2 separate regions of the Homo sapiens genome follow, and region 2 is linked to region 1. The links are chromatin loops, found by intact Hi-C in ENCODE. Cell type or tissue: adrenal gland. All regions are shown on one strand. Each heading gives the region's core, and the rest is flanking DNA. Links, peaks and the distances in the headings are about the cores only. Region 1 overlaps GADL1 (glutamate decarboxylase like 1). Region 2 overlaps OSBPL10 (oxysterol binding protein like 10).

Region 1 (8,636 bases), core at 1,547-6,546:
TGATCTGATAGATTCTGGTGTGTAGACTCTAAGAGAAACCATGCAAAATTTGTTAGATTACACTTAAAACATAATTCTCTTGAGTTATGTAACTCATAAGAAAAGCGAAACTACAAGACTCCAGTGCATTATAAACTGAATCAAACTGAGCTTTTTTTCCTGTAAAAATGGAAGTAGAGCCAAGTGTAGTTACATTTTCTTTCCAACTCTTTCGTACTACTTGGTCCCTTGTTATTTTTCTAAGCCCCTTGCTGAGCATTTTATTAGAGGAAATCACTCGAGAAGCATGTCCCAAGCACCAAGAACAGTGGAACACAATAGATGCTCAATAAATATATTGTTTGAGTAGGCAAGTTCCCATGTGAATTCTCTGATCATCTTACACTTAAGAATTGTTAACTCACATGATAGACATGATTAGTACCAAACTAAACTGCCACAGTATTCTAGTCCACCTCGGTATACTTCAGTGTCGGCTCACCCCAGGTTGTACTGACAATCTCCATTCGGAATTAGGCAAGTGATATTACAGTTGACTAAAGCAAGCTCTGCTGTGGCACTGCCAACATTTGAATTATCCCTACCTACCCCTAAAACAGTGAGGCACTACCATTTCTAGAACATCCTGCAAAGAGGGGGGACATTTTCATAAGAAACAGCATAATCCAAGGACAGATTGCAGGAAAAGTCTGACAATGCAGGTTTAGCCATCTGTAGTCACAACTGCAAATTGACTTTTTCCTTCCGAACTGATGATTTGACCAGCAGAACCAAAACTAAATAGCAACTTACAACACTAACTGCTAGATTTACGCAAGACAGAGGTAGTTCCCTCAAAGGCAACATTAGAAGAGCCATCAAAATGTTCATCTCCCCTAACATGTCTTCCTTAAGCTGTCCTTATCCCGAATTCCCCACATGGATCACCACTCATAAGAAGTGGTGGCTCTCGGCTCTTCCTGCACATCAAAAGCCAGATAAAAATATGATCCTAGGTTTTTACTGCAGACCAACTCACACTTTCAGGATGAGTAGTCATATTCTGTAAAACTACAGGTGGGATAATGGACAAAGAACAAACCATGATGTCTTCAGGAAGCCACAATAAGCATATAAGTTGCCCAAATGAAGTTCATGCCTTATTTTGCTGAATGAATCAATAAATTATTTTCTATGCATCTACTATGTGATAACATTGTGAAAACATACAAGGACAATCAACCCCATTATTAAACATTCAGTACCAGGGCTTGCTTCATGGGTGTGCAACCTGTGCAGCTGAACAAGGCCCTGCCCTCAGAAGGGCATGCTTGGTTTAATGCTCAGCTGTCAGCATCTTAAAACTCTGGGTAATTTTGAAACAAGGAGCCCCACATTTTTATTTTGCATGAGTTTTTGTACTAGCCAGGCTTGGAAGGGTTGAAACTCAAATATGACCCTAATGTGACACATTGTCCCCACCTTCATCTCCCCTGCAATCTACTGTATCATAGGGGAATTGTAATGCATCATCCCTATGCTTAAAATTCATCAGCCATTTTCTCCTATGCATTGCATAATTTGTCTGTTTCTCTCGCCTCTAGCTTGACATAATCTTTCCCAACTCCCCTCCCAAATATTGCTTTATTATCGTAACTGGCAAGACGGGAAGAAAATGTGTCATAAGAGTATATGAAAAGGGGTACTCATGCTCAGGTGCCAGGAAATAAGTCTTGGGAAAGCTGAGAGGCTGACCTTCTAATTTTAAATTGGAGTCAGACATAAAAATTGACTGTATTGGTTAAATGATATTGGTTAAAAGTTATAAATGGCTTACAAAAGACTGCATCATTCCCCATTCAGAGGAAGAAACAAGTATATATCTGAGGCCTCCAGGAGGAAATTGAACATGGGGCACCAAGAATGAAGAGGTGGTAGAATATAGGCACAAGGCATCAGGGATGAAAGCAGAGAGAAAATACTAGGAGGTAGGAATGCTAAATTCACTCTCATTAACCCTGAGCATCAGGGATGTCTTGAAGATGTGCAACCAGCACAGTCACACAAGCTCCTGAGCTGACAAGGGGCCCCATGCTTGGTAATGCTCTACTGTGGCCATCTTGAAATTTTTAGTAGTTTCTGGAAAAGGAACCCCACATTTACTTCACATCAGGCTCTGCAAATTATGTAGCCTGTCCCACTTAGCACTATGTGAAGTGGTTTACATGTACTATCCTATTTAGTCCCTGAAAATCCATAACATATCATTACTGTGATTTTTTTTCTCTTAATGAGGAAACAGGTATGGAGTGGTAATGTACTGTACCAAAAGGCACACCACAAAGATGAAGCCAGAACTTTCATCCAGGTTTTTCTGACTGCCAAGCCAGTGTGTTTTTGATGACAGTGATAGGCTGGCTTTCCAAGTAAAGACAGGAGAGAGCAGGTGGCTCAGTCAGCTAGACTGCAGGGGACATAAATAGGATTAGCAGAGGACAAGGTAAGAAGGTTGAGTAAATCAGATCACTGTAGTCCCTGAATGATCATAGACTTTCCTATGGGACAAGGGGGGAAACATGAGTGACATATTGAGAGTTGGACTTTAGGAAGTCTATTATTGTGATAGTGTTAAGGTATTTTGTTAAGCAAACAAAAAGGCATGGAGAAGATATCTGGGGCTCATATAGTCCTTCAAATATGAGGTAACAGGATGAATAATAATGAAAGCTAATGTTTATCAAGCATTTACTCTGTGCCAGGCACTATTCTAAGCACTTTGGTATAATGCTTAAATACTGTAATCCCCATCAAAGTTCTGTGAGGTGCAGGTAGTTTTTAAATATCCTCCTGTTATTGATGGAAAAAATGAAAAGGAAAGCAAGTTTCAGTAACTTGTTCATGGTCATGCAGCCAGTGAGTGGCAGAGGCATTATTTACTTCAGAATCAGTGATTTAATCTTCAATAAGAATATTTAAAAGATGCCCTTTTTAACTTAAAGAGTTCTAAAACATATAAAAATGAAAAATATTAAAGAATGCTATTTTACAAAAGATCCAGGAGGATAGAGTATTAGCAGATTTGAGAACCTATCGTAAAGGAAAGCCATTTAAATCCTTTGGTTCTTGGCACAAAAACAGAAACGCAGATCAATAGAACAGATTGGAAAACTGAAATAGTTTTTAAAATTGTAACATAAGACCCCATAATAAAGTGTTAGGAGGAATTAATTAGAAAAACTTGATAATACTTTGAGGAAATGATCAGGTTAGATTCATACTTTGCATGATACACTAAAATAACTTCTACATGGATTAAGGATTTAAATACAAAAAATTGAATGACAGTAAAGCCAGCAGGAGATGGAATAGAATATCAGGTTTATAAGAAAACAGTAACTTCAGCTTTGAAGCAGTGGAATAAATTATGAAGGAAAAGATTGACAGATTTGAATACATAAAAAATTTAAAACTTGCTGTTTTTTCATCGTACAGAAGACTAAATACAAAGGATATTATTACTGAAGGCCATATTTGCATTCCATGCTACAAAGACAGCTTTAAAACCCAAACCATGTTACCCTTATTCAAATTTATAAGGAAAAACATCAGATCTCAAAATATAAATACTTAAAATATGAAAAAAATGAATACACTGACAATCAGTAAAGAGAAATTGTTCAGCCTACCAACAATTAATAAATATGTGCAAAATAAACTTGAGATAGGATTTTTTACCTTCTAAATAACTCCCCATACCCCCCCCCCCCTTATCCTTATAACACCCAATGTTAGTTAGATTGAAGCTTGTGTACTCATTCCTTACTGCTGGCATTGCAAATGTATACAGACTTCTTAAAAATTAGTAATACAAAGCTAATCAGGCTCAAAGCTGCATGAGTTTTTTCAGGCAGCAATTACATTTTGAGCACTTTATCGTCTGGAAATAATAGCAAAAGCAGATGTGAGCAAAAGATGTTCATCTGTTATTGTTTACAATAGCAAAACCCTGGAAACCTAAATGCCCCAAATTGAGAATGGTTTTATAAATTATGAGAAGGGACTACTTGTTATAGAGGGCAAGCCATTTGAAGATTTTTATTTTCAGGAGTTTGGTCCAAAGGGATGAGGAAAGAGACAGTGAAGTAGCTTGAGGGGAAAACATTAAGGAAAAATTGTCATTTATTTCATTGAAGCCTTGGACATATTTATCAATTGAGGGGGAACAAGATATTAGAGGAAATAAGAATGAAATTTTGAGAAGGAGAAGAGGGGGAGAGAGAAGGGGTGGGGAGGGGGAGGAGAGGCGGAGAAGGAAGAGTGGCGAGACTGGAGGTGCAAAGACCTCTGAGGCACAAAGAAGCCTCAAAGGCAAATGTGGAAAAGTTTGCTTTGGAGAAGGGATGTGACTTCCTCTGAGATAAAGATGAAGAAAGAAACATTTGAAGTGAAGAGAAGGAACAATTTGATCTCTGAGAATTTGACTTAGGTGAGTCTTTCTTGGTCTGGCAGAACCGGATACCCTGACACCTGTGATGCTGTAACTCTATAACATTTTCACAGCATTTGTTCACTCCGCATTTAGTGTGTCATTTTCCAGCTGTGAACGAAAACATGAGCAAAAGTGCCACCAGGGGGCAGGCTGGGCACTGGCAAAAGCACTTCAAAGAGACCATGGAAAAAGTCTTTTCCTTTCAGCCCAGGGGTCTATTCTTTGTTTTTGCAACAACAAACTGCATCAAGTCCAGAGCATTTTCCTTAATGGTTGTGTTGTGGGTATGGATTTTGCTCCATGAACTCAAGTGTGCAAGAAATGTCACAGTACTGTACTTTATTTTCTCTAAATAAAATTAAATTCAACTGCAAGCCACCATCCTAGGCAAGGCTGAAAGTCACTCAGTCATTATTACAGCTCCCACAGCCCCAAAGCATTCTGTAGAGATGAGGATCTTATTCAGTGCTCGTATTTAGGTCATCGGTCCATCCAGCGACTAGTGAAATACTTATGACCTGAACCAACATGATGTCTTGGTACATGGTGACAGTGCTGTATCCTTATCTGTTAGGATAGGGGCAGAAGTTCCAATGTCTGGAACGTATGCACACACGCACACACACACACCCAGATACCTCCTTAGGTTACGCAAAGAGGGAAGCTGAGGATGATTCCTATCTGTAGAAATTGTCTCCTGTACCCTCTTCTGGCTTGAGGGAAATTCCTCCTGCTTCCCCCCTGTGCCTGCCTCTTTGTCTCCTCTATGGTCTAATCATGGGCCAGCTTAGGCTACAAAGAACATCTAGGAAGATAGACATCTTCAGAACACACAAACTTCAGGAGAGGCATTGAAGCCCAGAGGCCCCATCTAGTTCTTGGAATCCGGAAAGGAGAAAACACAAGATCAAAATGCACCCACACCCATATGTCTAAACTGTGTTGCCACATTTGCCACAAGGTCACCGTCCTTAAAACACCCACTACTTGACAGATCTGACAGTATGAGACCGTTATCTTCTAGTAGATGAGAGAGCTCAAGCATCCCTCAGTCGATAGTGGGCCAATCCCAGAACTGCTGCCATGGAGGAGCAAAGATGAAGGGACAAACTCTCATCTCAAGGAGCTTCCAGTGACACACAGGTAATCAAGGACTGACGAATTTAGGTAAGATATTACACATTTCTAAATCACTTACCAATATTGAAAACATTAAAAACAAAGGGTTCACGTAATCATCTGTGTATTATCTAGCTTCTCTTAAAAATAAGACCCGGCAACCCTGGCCTGCATTCCTGCATGGCAGTCATGATTAGGAGCTGAGTAGAGGTTGTTCCCTTTAGCTGGGACCAATATACTTCAGTGTATCACAGTCCCCATCACTCCCTACTATGTTATGCTCAGGCTCCTCTCATTTATGCTACTTGTCTAGCTTCTATACGTACTTGGGTTTGCAACTCGACTGAGTAAACCAAATAAAATCAGAGACACAGTGGTAAGTGGCCTATAAGCATTAATTAAGCTTCTGCCTTTCCTCGATGTTCACTCTGATATACTTGGGAATTCAGAATTATTTCACGTAGACCTTACACGAACAGACGCTAAAGAAACAGACTTAAATGATAAACTTGGCTCATGTGCAAATGTTACACAGAAAGCCAGTGGCACTCCGTACAGAGAATAGTATACTCATGCCTCATGTATGTGTGCAGAACAATAGATGTTCATGAAATGCAGATTTAGCTGTGTTCCTTGGCCTCATCTCCCATGACTGTCATCGAGGGTGCCCAGTGGATCAGTAGGTCACAAGTGAACAAGTGTTTACTGTTAGCTGTGGGTGGCCACTCCCACAAAAATTCCTGAGAACTGGTCTCATCCTAACCTCAGGCCCATGAGCTCAGAGAACTGGTCTCATCCTGACCTCAGGCCCGTGAGCTCAGCCTCAGCCTGCAGAAATGCCAGCTTCATTCTTTATTTTAATTTTCAAGAGATAGGCTAAACTCAGAACTTATGCCACAATAAATTAGAACAATCCAACAGAAACAAGAGAAGAGAGGCTGTTAAGCTCAAGGAAAGAAAAAAAAATTTATAATGAGGACATCTGTACTTATCTGGCTTTTCTGGAGAGTTCAAGTTACTATCCACAAAACACATCTATGAAAATGTTTAGACCACAAAACAATATATTAATCAGCAAATAAGCAAAGTAATAACAAATTTTATGCGTTGAAAGATGCTATTAAATACAAAGGAAAACTCATCATGAACTTCCCGTTAAACATGCGCATACAACAAGAATTTTATTGGAACTTTTTGTTGGTTGGAATTGTATAAATCCAGTGGAGTATATTTAGAAAGACAATAATTAACTAGAAAAGAGATTGAGCATAAAAGCGAGAAAAGCACTGAGTATTCCCTGCCCTTCAGCTGAAGGAACACTCCAGCTTCTTCAGCTGATTGCTGAAGCTGGCCATAATTATCAGAAGTACCTAAGTGGCTTCTTGACCCTTAGTTGCAGAATGGCATAAGAACAAAACTGATAACCATTAGAATGCATGACAAATTGTACATAATATCTCTACCTGACAGAATACTTAAAACAACATTTTATCTTAGGTTTTAATGGTTTGGGGAAAGAGCATACGGTATCTACAAAATTCAGGACATTCATTAGTTAAGCATTCTTGAAATCTACAATGCCAGCCACTATCCAAGTAAGGGGAGCCTCTTAAGTCACATTTAGAGCTATTTTCTTTAAAAGGCACTTTGATATTAGACTCTTTAAACATAAATTTTAAAGTACAGCTTGAAAGCGAGTGATAACTACTAGGAAACAGGATTTTTGAAGGATATACTATAAATTCTGTAGCATAAGGTTTAAAAAAGAACCTCATCTTTGAACATTTTTTAAAGTGCTGCACCTTTAAAGACACAGGTGCTTTTAGTTCACAGTCCAAAAATGAGTGACTGAATATACTAATGTCAAAGACAATGACAAAATCAGAGTTCTGAAAAATACACAGCTTTCAATTAATTTGTGAACATGTGTGCATGTGTGTATGCATATCTACAAGTCCCTAAGAGATCAGGAGACGTTATACACAGGATTGCTGTTATTTCTAGCCGCTCCTAAGTCCAGATATTAGACATGCAAAAAGACATTCAGGAAATAAATGGGGCAAGGAAAGAGATACTGAAGCCCTCCCTAAAATCCAAAGCAGCAGCCTGTGTAGATGTCTTCACTGTGAGGTTTCCACGGAAGCACATCACCCTACTCAGATTATGCAGTCTCATCTTCAAGTGCCGTTAATCAGAAACCTGCCAGGGAGAATACTAAACTCTTTCTAAAGATATCTGGAATATCATCAAGTTTTATCACCAAACAATAAAACAAACCCGTCAAGTAGATTTTAAGATTTATTTCTCCTCTACTATTAAGGAGAAAGGAGCCTGTTATAAATGACTAACATTAGTCACAAATCTGCAGGTCAGCAAATGGAAAAAATTGAAATAACCATACATGAATACGAAAAGACAGCTTGTTAATTACTTTTAAGAACGTAAATTGTGTTGGCATAGTGTACTTATTTATGAAATATTGACAAAATAAGAAATATTCTACATCAGAATACTGAGTAATGATGGGGCAAAACAAACTAGTGGAATTTTCAATTACATTCTCTGGGGTCTAACATTTCCCATCTTATCTTTGCATTCTATCCTCAACTTTCTCATCCTCAATATCTGACCACTATAAGGCAGCTTCAGAAGAAGCAAAGATACAAACTTATTTCAGGAAGTTACTTTAGAAAGCAAAGTGTATAGGGCTGGGTGCGGTGGCTCATGTCTGTAATCCAAGCACTTTGGGGGGCTGAGGTGGGTGAATCATGAGGTCAGGAGTTTGAGACCAGCCTGGCCAACATGGTGAAACCCCATCTCTACTAAAAATACAAAACATTATCAGGGCATAGTGGTGAGCAGCTGTAATCCCAGCAACTTGGGAGGCTGAGGCAGGAGAATCGGTTGAACCCAGGAGGTGGAGGTTGCAGTGAGCCAAGATTGTGCCACTGCACTCCAGCCCAGGTGACAGAGTGAGACTCTGTCTTAACAAAACAAAAGCGAAGTGTAACTCTACCACAATGCCCGAAGCTTTCAGGGAAACCTAGGA
Region 2 (8,636 bases), core at 2,126-7,125, 1.0 Mb after region 1:
TTATATATCTCTGGACACACAATCCCAAATTTCTTAGAGCCTCTAACTTAATCTATATGATCGTGGGATAAAGAAGGCATTATCTGAATGAGTTCCAGGCTCAACTTCCAGTGAAGTCCATGACATGTTTTTCTCCTAGTCAATTTTTATTCCTTCTTCGACCCCGGCTTACAGGTTGTTTTCACCAGATAGCCTTCCATCATCCTCCCAAAAGGCCATGATCCCCATCATCCATAAAACACATCATGGTTGTAATTAACTAACTACTTTTTTTCTTTTTTTTTCTGGAGACAGGGTCTTGCTCTGTCACCCAGGCTGGAGTGCAGCGGCGAGATCATGGCTCACTGCAACCTCTGCCTCCTGGCCTCAGATAGTCCTCCCACCTCAGTCTACCAAGTAGCTGGGATTACAGGCATGTGCCACCATGCCCAACTAATTTTTGTGTTTTGTTTTGTTTTTGTTTTTTTTTTGTAGAGACATGATTTCACCACGTTATCCAGGCTGGTCTAGAACCCCTGAGCAAGTGATCTGCCCACCTCAGCCTCCCAAAGTGCTAGGATTACAGCCATGAGTCACTGTGCCCAGCCTCTACTGATGTGTTATGTTACTAATTTGTTAATTTCTCTTGCCCTTACCAGGCTCTCGGTGCCACTTTGTCTCTTCTGTTCACTGTTGTTTCCCCAAACCTAGGACAAGATGTGGCAAACTGTGGGCAAAAAAATATCAGCTGAAAGCATGAGTGAGTGAGTGAATGAATGAATGAATGAATGAATATACAAAGGAGAGCACCCAGGCATCTCTTTGAGAGCTGGGAAGGGGCTGTTCTCCTCCCTTCGGACAGGTAAGAAGATTGGTCTCAATGCCACTATGAGATGGATCCATTTGAACAAAAACAATGTATACACCCAATCTAAGTGACAGCCAGTGGGACTTTAAAATTAGCAAGTGAAAAAGGAGGTACAATACCATTTCTGGGGATAAGTAGGACCAGGTTTGGGTTTTTTTTCTTGCTCTATCAAGACTGAGAAGTTCAGTAGTCAGGGGACAAGGTTTCATATTTTCCTTGTATACCTCCCAGGGTTTAGTTGATCATGGTCACAGAGAAAGTTTAGTAACAAAGAAGTGAAACCACCCACACTCATGCAAGGAGAAGGGGATTTGTTGCATGGATACAGGAAAGAGTGCCCAGAAACTACTTGAAAGAGCTACTCTTTCTTTCCTTCAGAGATATGGCCGTCTCTTATTTCTCTCTATCCCCTGGTCTCTATGGTCGCTGGTTTTCACACCTTTCTCTCCTCTTCTTGCTCAACTCAACTTCCTCCACTTGCAACAAAGCCCAGCAGAGCCGCTGGAGCCAAATCTACCCAATCCTCTAGTTTCTTCTCCTAATTCAGATGAGAGAAAGTGAGTTTACGTTATTGGCTCTGGGTCACATGCCTGCCTGAGCCCACTCAGCTGACACTGGAGATGTGGAAAACAGTGGCCATGTGACACACCATGTGGACACAGATCCCCCACTTCAACATAGGGTCTTCCCTCTGCCCACTGCTCTGTGATGTTTGGCCCAATGTAGTTTTTTTGTTTTTTTGTTTTTTTTTGTTTTTTTTTTGAGACACGGTCTCACTTCATCACCACCCAAGCTAGAGTGCAGTGGCACAATCATTGCTCATTGCAGACTCAACCTCCAGGACTCAGATGATCCTCTGAGCTCAGCTTCCCAAGTAGCTGGGAGTATAGGCTCACACCATGACACCCAGATAATTTTTATTTTGGTAGAGATGGGGTCTCATTATGTTGCCCAGGCTGGTCTTGAACTCCTAGCCTCAAGCAATCTTCCTCCTCAGCCCCTCAAATTGCTGGGATTACAGGTATGAGCCACTGTGCTGGCCCCAGTGTAGAATTCTGACATTCATGAGCTATAAGGATACATACTATTTACAAATACTTTTAAAACTCACTTCACAAGATTTGTAGGTCAACTGGAACATCAGTTAAGGCTTTTATCCAAGACAATTAATCAAATAATGGAGCATTTCTCTAAACTTAATGCTGGCATGACATGAATGCCAGGTTACAAAGCTTCCTGTCAGAGGGCCTGAAAGTGTACTAACTTCTTATAAATGCCTGTGATAAACACCCAGCTGTAACCAAGCCCAGAACACCCCACCTCCTCTTTCTTTCATTTGCAGTACAATCTCATAATGAAAAGCCAATAGAATCTGCCAGGTTATAGAGGAGATTAAAAAGAGATGAGGGCTCAATCCACAGTCCTCTCTAAGCTTAGCCTTTCCCTGGTGATTCCTAAGTCTAGAAAACAACCCAATTAGCTACGTTATACTACTTTTTCATATCAGGTCTGGAGGGCTATACTTTCATTAACTTTGTGGAAATTAAAATTACCACTGAGGAGCTCTGGATTTTGCTACAATATTAGCCAATTCTCTCTTTCAAGAGCCCTCTTGTGTTTTGCTCATGCAGTTGTGATTAAAACAGTTCCCTCTGTTCATGGGAATAAGTTCTTCTCCCACGACCATCACTAAGCCAGTGAGAAAAAAACTCAACTGTGGTCCCTGCAATAACCACTTGGAAAGTACAGGATCTAAAAAATATAATTGTGTGTAATTCTCACAAACGGTGGCTTTGTATCTTGTCCCTGCCTCCTCATAAATACACTACCTACTTGGGCAACATGACACCTCTTGAATTCCTGTCAGGTTACATCTGCCTAGAAAGCTTTTCCTCCCCATCTCTCATGGTCAAAGTCCTACCAGGCTTCCAATGCCCTTCCTCAGTTCTTCATGAAGCCTTCCTTATCTCCCACTTAGAAGTCCCCGTGCCCCAAGTCTCTCAGAGCCCTCCCGTGAGCACTTGCCCTTCTCTTCTGTAAGGCCTTGAGGTCTGGGGAGCAGGCCCATGTCCCCACTCCCATAGCACCTGGCTAGTGCAAGGTGACCCTAATTAAGTGTTAAATGAACCACTGAATGCACCCTTCAGGCTCTGGGTCTAGCCTCAGACTTCAGATTTGTTTCTTCCAGGTGAAAATGCTCTGCTTCAGTTATCACAATTGTGTCAGTAGTCGGGGCTGTCACAAGGCGAACCTCAAAATTTGGGTTCAGCCTGGGAGGTCACATGGGTCGTTGGCTTCATGTAGAAAGGAATTCAAAAGCCAGCCTACAGAGTAAAGTAAAAGCAAGTTTATTAAGAAAGTAAAGGAGTAAAGGATACTCGATAGAGCAGCCCTGAGGACTACTGGTTGGCTATTTTTATGGTTATTTCTTGATCGTGCGCTAAAAAAGAGACAGATTGTTCATGAGTTTTCCGGGAAAGGGGTGGGGAATTCCCAGAACTGAGGGTTCCTCCTCCTTTTAGGCCATATAGGGTAGTTTCCAGACATTGCCATGGTATTTGTAAACTGTCATGGCGCTGGTGGGAGTGTCTCTTAGCATGTTAATGCATTATAATTAGCATATGACCAGTAGTGAGGACCACGAGAGGTCACGTTCATGGCCCCCTTGGTTTTGGTAGGCATCTCTTTTTATCAGGGGAGGTTTTTGCGACCCATACCTTGCAAAACCAGTCCTACCAAACTCCTATCTCAGGGCTGCCCAATTTTTGGCTAATCTGACCATTTATAGAAGGAAAATGCATTTTCTCCTTCAGTTCAGAAAATAATTAGAAATTGTCTCCCTTTAGACTTATCTGTGTACTATTAATTCACCACCTTTAAACGAAGCTTTTAGAAAATGTGTAATATTAGTACTCTTGCAGATATTTTTTCAGATTTCCCAGATGTAAAATAAACACATGTAATTCTTTCCACACTACAACATAAATACATATTTCACTCCAGGGATAAATTGGCCTATGTTCATGTAAATTTAGTAGCAATAAAAGGTAACCGGCAGCCTGAGGAAATGCTCACTGGCTCCCTTCCTAGGCTTCTGACTGTATACTTCACCCTCTGTGCCACCCCAACGCATCAGGAACCCAAACCTACATACACCTCTAAACAAGGCAATTCCTCTAGTTAAAACAATAATATTGCTTCGAATTGAAATATATGCTAGATTTTAATCAAGCTCCATTTATTTCACAAACAATTTCCTCAGCATTCACATTGGGTAGGTATTACCCCTTAAAGGGTCTTAGAGCTCTGAAAAGTTAATCTGAAGAACAATGACCATTTTTGCCCATTCCATTGCTGCCCCCTGCTGACAAAAGAATGGACACCTTTGGCAGACACTGCACTTTCCTGAGAAGACGGCAGCCGCGGAAAAATAAGCCAACTGAACTACTGAGTGCCAAGCCCCATGGAAAATAAGAAAGGGGCCCTTAAGAAGTGGTACCCAAATGGTCTTAAGAATGAACAGAGGAGACAAAACATGCAAGCATGAAATAATCAAAGAACAGACGGCTGGGCACGGTGGCTCAAGCCTGTAATCCCAGCACTTTGGGAGGCCGAGGCGGGCAGATCACCTGAGGTCGAGAGTTTGAGACCAGCCTGACCAACATGGAGAAACCCCGTCTCTACTAAAAAACACAAAAAATTAGCCAGGTGTGGTGGTGCACACCTGTAATCCCAGCTACTCTGGATGCTGAATCAGCAGAATTGTTTGAACCCGGGAGACAGAGGTTGCAGTGAGCCGAGATCACGCCACTGCACTCCAGCCTGGGCAACAAGAGCAAAACTCCATCTCAAAAAAAAAAAAACAAAAAAAAAACAAAAAAAAACAGAATAAAAATATATTTTATTAAAAATATATTTTTATATTATAACTCATTATAAAAATATATTTTATTAAAAATATATTTTTATATTATAACTCATTATAAAAATATATTTTATTAAAAATATATTTTTATATTATAACTCATTATAAAAATATATGAGTTAGACTGTAGCTGTGCAGACTACAGGATTTGGGAAAAGGAGAGGCAGATGAAGATGGAGACGCCATATAGGCTGTCAGTTCCCAACCTTTTCACCACTAAGGAACCCCACCTCACCCACTTCTTGCTTTCAGTTATTTGTCTACATAAGAAAACCAGATTTCCCAGCAAATGCTCACTTAACTCCAGCCAAGAGCAAAGAAACAGATAACTGCTTGATTGTAGGTATTTTTAAATGGTGAAAATAGTTCATGGATCCCCTAAGAAGGTTCTGAAATCTATGGACCCTGCAATGCCATCTCAATGGGTTTTTCAAGGGGTTTGGGAATATCCACAAAATATATTTGATGACAAGGTTCTGCCTGTACCTAGAAGCATTTTCCTCCTAAGGAAAGAGTCCTTGACTTTCATTAGATTCTCAAAGAAACTTGTGGTCAAAGATAAAGCAATCAATAAAAAAACCAAAACTTGTAGTCTCAGGGATGTCAGGCAAGGGACTACTGATACAGATAAAGAGAAAAGGTGCAGGGAGCATTTTCCCATTTCTGTCCTGAGAGGCTAATGTTCAGGTTTAAACTGAATTTTAAAATGCCTATTTTTCCTTTCCTCTGGAAAAAAGTTGGGGGACGGGGGTTATACCAACTCTACAATGCTGTTAATGCCATATCATTCCCCATCAACAATTTCAAAGATTAAAAAATAATCGACCCAAATAGCCCATTTCTTAAGCATTTATCCTGTGTGGTCTGTTCTCCTTGATGAACAGGTCATCTCTGTTTGTAAAGCTGGTTTGAGAAACAGGAGTCCATTGTCTGACACTTGCTATGTTTACTATCAGCTAAAATGCCTGTAGGAACTAATTTTGAGGCCTGGCACGGTGGCTCACGCCTATAATCTCAACACTTTGGGAGGCCGAGGTGGGTGGATCATCTGAGCTCAGGAGTTCGAGACCAGCCTGACCAACATGGAGAAACCCCATCTCTACTAAAAATACAAAATTAGCCGGGCATGGAGGTGCATGCCTGTAATCCCAGCTACTTGGGAGGCTGAGGCAGGAGAATCGCTTGAACCCAGGAGGCGGAGGTTGCGGTGAACCAAGATCGCGTCATTGCACTCCAGCCTGGGCAACAAGGGCAAAACTCTGTCTCAAAAAAAAAGAAGGGAACTAGTTTTGAGCTCAGCTTCACGGAAAACTAACAATACATAATAAAATACGAGAAAATACAAGCTCCTACTCAGTTAATTTGTTTACTGGTCGAGGGAGCACCCCATTCTCCCCATTCTAGGAAGTGGCACAGTTTAGTGTCTAGGAGTGTAGGCTGAGGACACCACTTATTAACTGTAATCTTGGGCATGTTTAATCTTCCTTGGCCTCAGTTTCCTTACCTGTAAAATGGGGCTCACAATAGTTCTCATCACATAGGCTTATCATGAGGAATGAATCAGTCCATATACGTGAATCACTCAGAAATGCTGCTAATACACAGCAAGTGTTACGTAAGTGTTTGTGTCTGTTGCTGTCCCTGCTACTACCAGTTATTACCCTGAAGGTTAAATGAGATTACACTCAGAGTGCTTAAAACAGTGACAGGCATGTAGGAAACACTGAATAAATGTTATCACAGATACAGAATTTCTATGCTATTGTGGCAGGCCAGGTCTAACTAACAGCTGAACAGGCAGGCCTCCATGACAACTGTTTCAGCACTAACTGAGTGGGTAAGTTCAATATTAAAAGCTGATAGAGCCAGTGTCCTTATGCAAAGGCTGGAATGTCACAAACACCCACCAAGAGTTTTGCCCAGGCCTTTCCTTGGCTTTGAAGCATGACAAGATAAAGAAGGAATTATTAACAGGACCCATTTAGGATTAAATGAGTTTTATTGGGGGTCTGAAGGAACTCCCCAGACCTCCACAAACAAGTTTTATTGGGGTATAAAGGAACTCCCCAAACCTCCATGATTTAGCAGGAGACAAGACAAAGGTAATCACCCCTGTCACCTGGACCCATCTAGATTAAGTAAATTTACTAAGGCTCCAGAGGAAGGTCTTCAGGACTCGGACCTTAATCACTCATGTCTTTAGATGAATGCACACTTACATGTCGACATATAGCTTAGAAGGTATATACGCTCTGGAAAACTTCGTAATTTTGAGTTGGTCTGACGATATTTTCCCGGCCTTCTCCCTATAACCCGTTACAGAAATCAACTCTCTTCTTTCTCAGTTCCTCTGCATCTTGTTATTGGGCCGCAAGAATAAGCAGCCCAACCCTCAGTTTGGTCCGGGAACACTATGTCATTTTAGCCAGACATCATGAAACATGTTCATTTAAGAAACAATAGATTCAGTGTAAAACATATTACACTTCTCTTGCAGAATCATTTGCCTAGCAGATTTTTTTTAAGTCACCAAATCAGTTACAGCTGATTCTCATTATGCACAGTAGTTATGTTCTATTAAAGTCTCCACAAACACTGAATTAGACAATACTAAACGTTTGCTCCTAGGGAAATACAGGGTTAGGTTACCCCGAACCTCTGGTCACAACATTTTTATCAACCAAAATGCCATTAGCTTTATACAGGTTCAACTGCCAAGGTCCTTATAAAATAAGCCAGTTTTATTAGTATTGAAAACCAGCCGTTCCACATAACCCCTTTCCTTTTTAACATTTAGCAGGTACAGTCAATCCTCATTATTCACAGTTCTGCTTCAAAAAGTCACCACAAATGGTGAATGAGCAAATACTCAACCATTGGGGAAATGTATGTGTGGGTGTTTCTCACAAAGACTATAATCTTAAATGCAAAAACAACTCATCTTGGTGGATTTTATTTTCCATTTTACCAAAGAGAAAATGAGGCCCAAAAGTGGTAAGCCGTTTGCCTGAGGCCACATCAGTAACAGGTGCCAGCACTGGGATTTGAACCCCCTCCAAGGGGCCCCAGAGCTGAGCTTCTTCCACTGCACTGCACTGCCCCTGCCGTCTCTATCCTCTGGTCATCTCCGCATGAAGCTGAAACAAGAAGGCAAAGCCCTGCCTTGTTTGCCCTCTCTGGGAACATGTGCATCCAGAAACACAGTTTTCACCATTCTGTGTGTCTGGAAATGACCACAAAAGCACTGCAAGTATCAATGAAGTTATAAATACATGTTAGGAAGTAGGAGAATTTGCAAATACAGAATCTGTAATGAGGATAGACTGTATTTTTAAAATTCTTTCTCAGATTCTTGATTCTCGGAACCTTCCTCTTCTGTAAATGTAACACTTTTCATGTCATATCGCCTTTCAAAACGTGCAAGCCAGCACTAGCCAAGAAGGGTTTCACATTTCCTGATCCTGGGTAACGTGACCAAACTTTTTTTTTTTTTTTTGGCTTTCAGTCCCATAATGCTGTCCACTATGCTTTAAACAAACAAACTGACAAATAAATAAATAAAAAGTCATCTCTTGAATCCACAAATGTAGCTGTTTTCTATTTTTCCCAAAGTTTCATATGCACTATAGATGTTACTTTAGCACTTTCCAGAGTGGCCTCACATACAGATTGGCAAATTTCCTCTTCCTTTTTTGGATGTACTACATTTTGATTCATTAACATAGAACTCACAGCCAGCTGCACTATAACTCACACGAGCATATCTGACATAAATATTTTCTCTGTAAGGCACATCACAACCTTCCTGCACTCGTCAGCACTACGCCTGGGGGACATTTAAAACAGCAAAATCACCAAGAAAAT

What was found. Hi-C counts contacts between places; a loop is a spot of excess contacts. Peaks named below come from ENCODE experiments on the same cell type or tissue, not always from the same donor. Only the 100,000 strongest peaks of a DNase experiment are listed, where the experiment ranks them.
Region 2: it touches region 1 in a loop (4-fold over the local background); 35 of 110 quality-filtered maps call a loop at or near these places.

Annotation. Positions count from the first base shown.
Region 1 is chr3:30,764,302-30,772,937 of GRCh38, forward strand. All of the region lies in intron 14 of GADL1 (glutamate decarboxylase like 1), which reads right to left. Among named protein-coding and RNA genes, the nearest start is that of GADL1, 130 kb to the right of the region's middle. In adrenal gland, for the core only: a CTCF peak has its summit at 4,609 (motif pointing right); a DNase peak (open chromatin) is centred at 4,600.
Region 2 is chr3:31,764,749-31,773,384 of GRCh38, forward strand. The region is part of intron 4 of OSBPL10 (oxysterol binding protein like 10); the gene reads right to left. Among named protein-coding and RNA genes, the nearest start is that of OSBPL10-AS1, 65 kb to the left of the region's middle. In adrenal gland, for the core only: a CTCF peak has its summit at 4,209 (motif pointing left); a DNase peak (open chromatin) is centred at 4,272.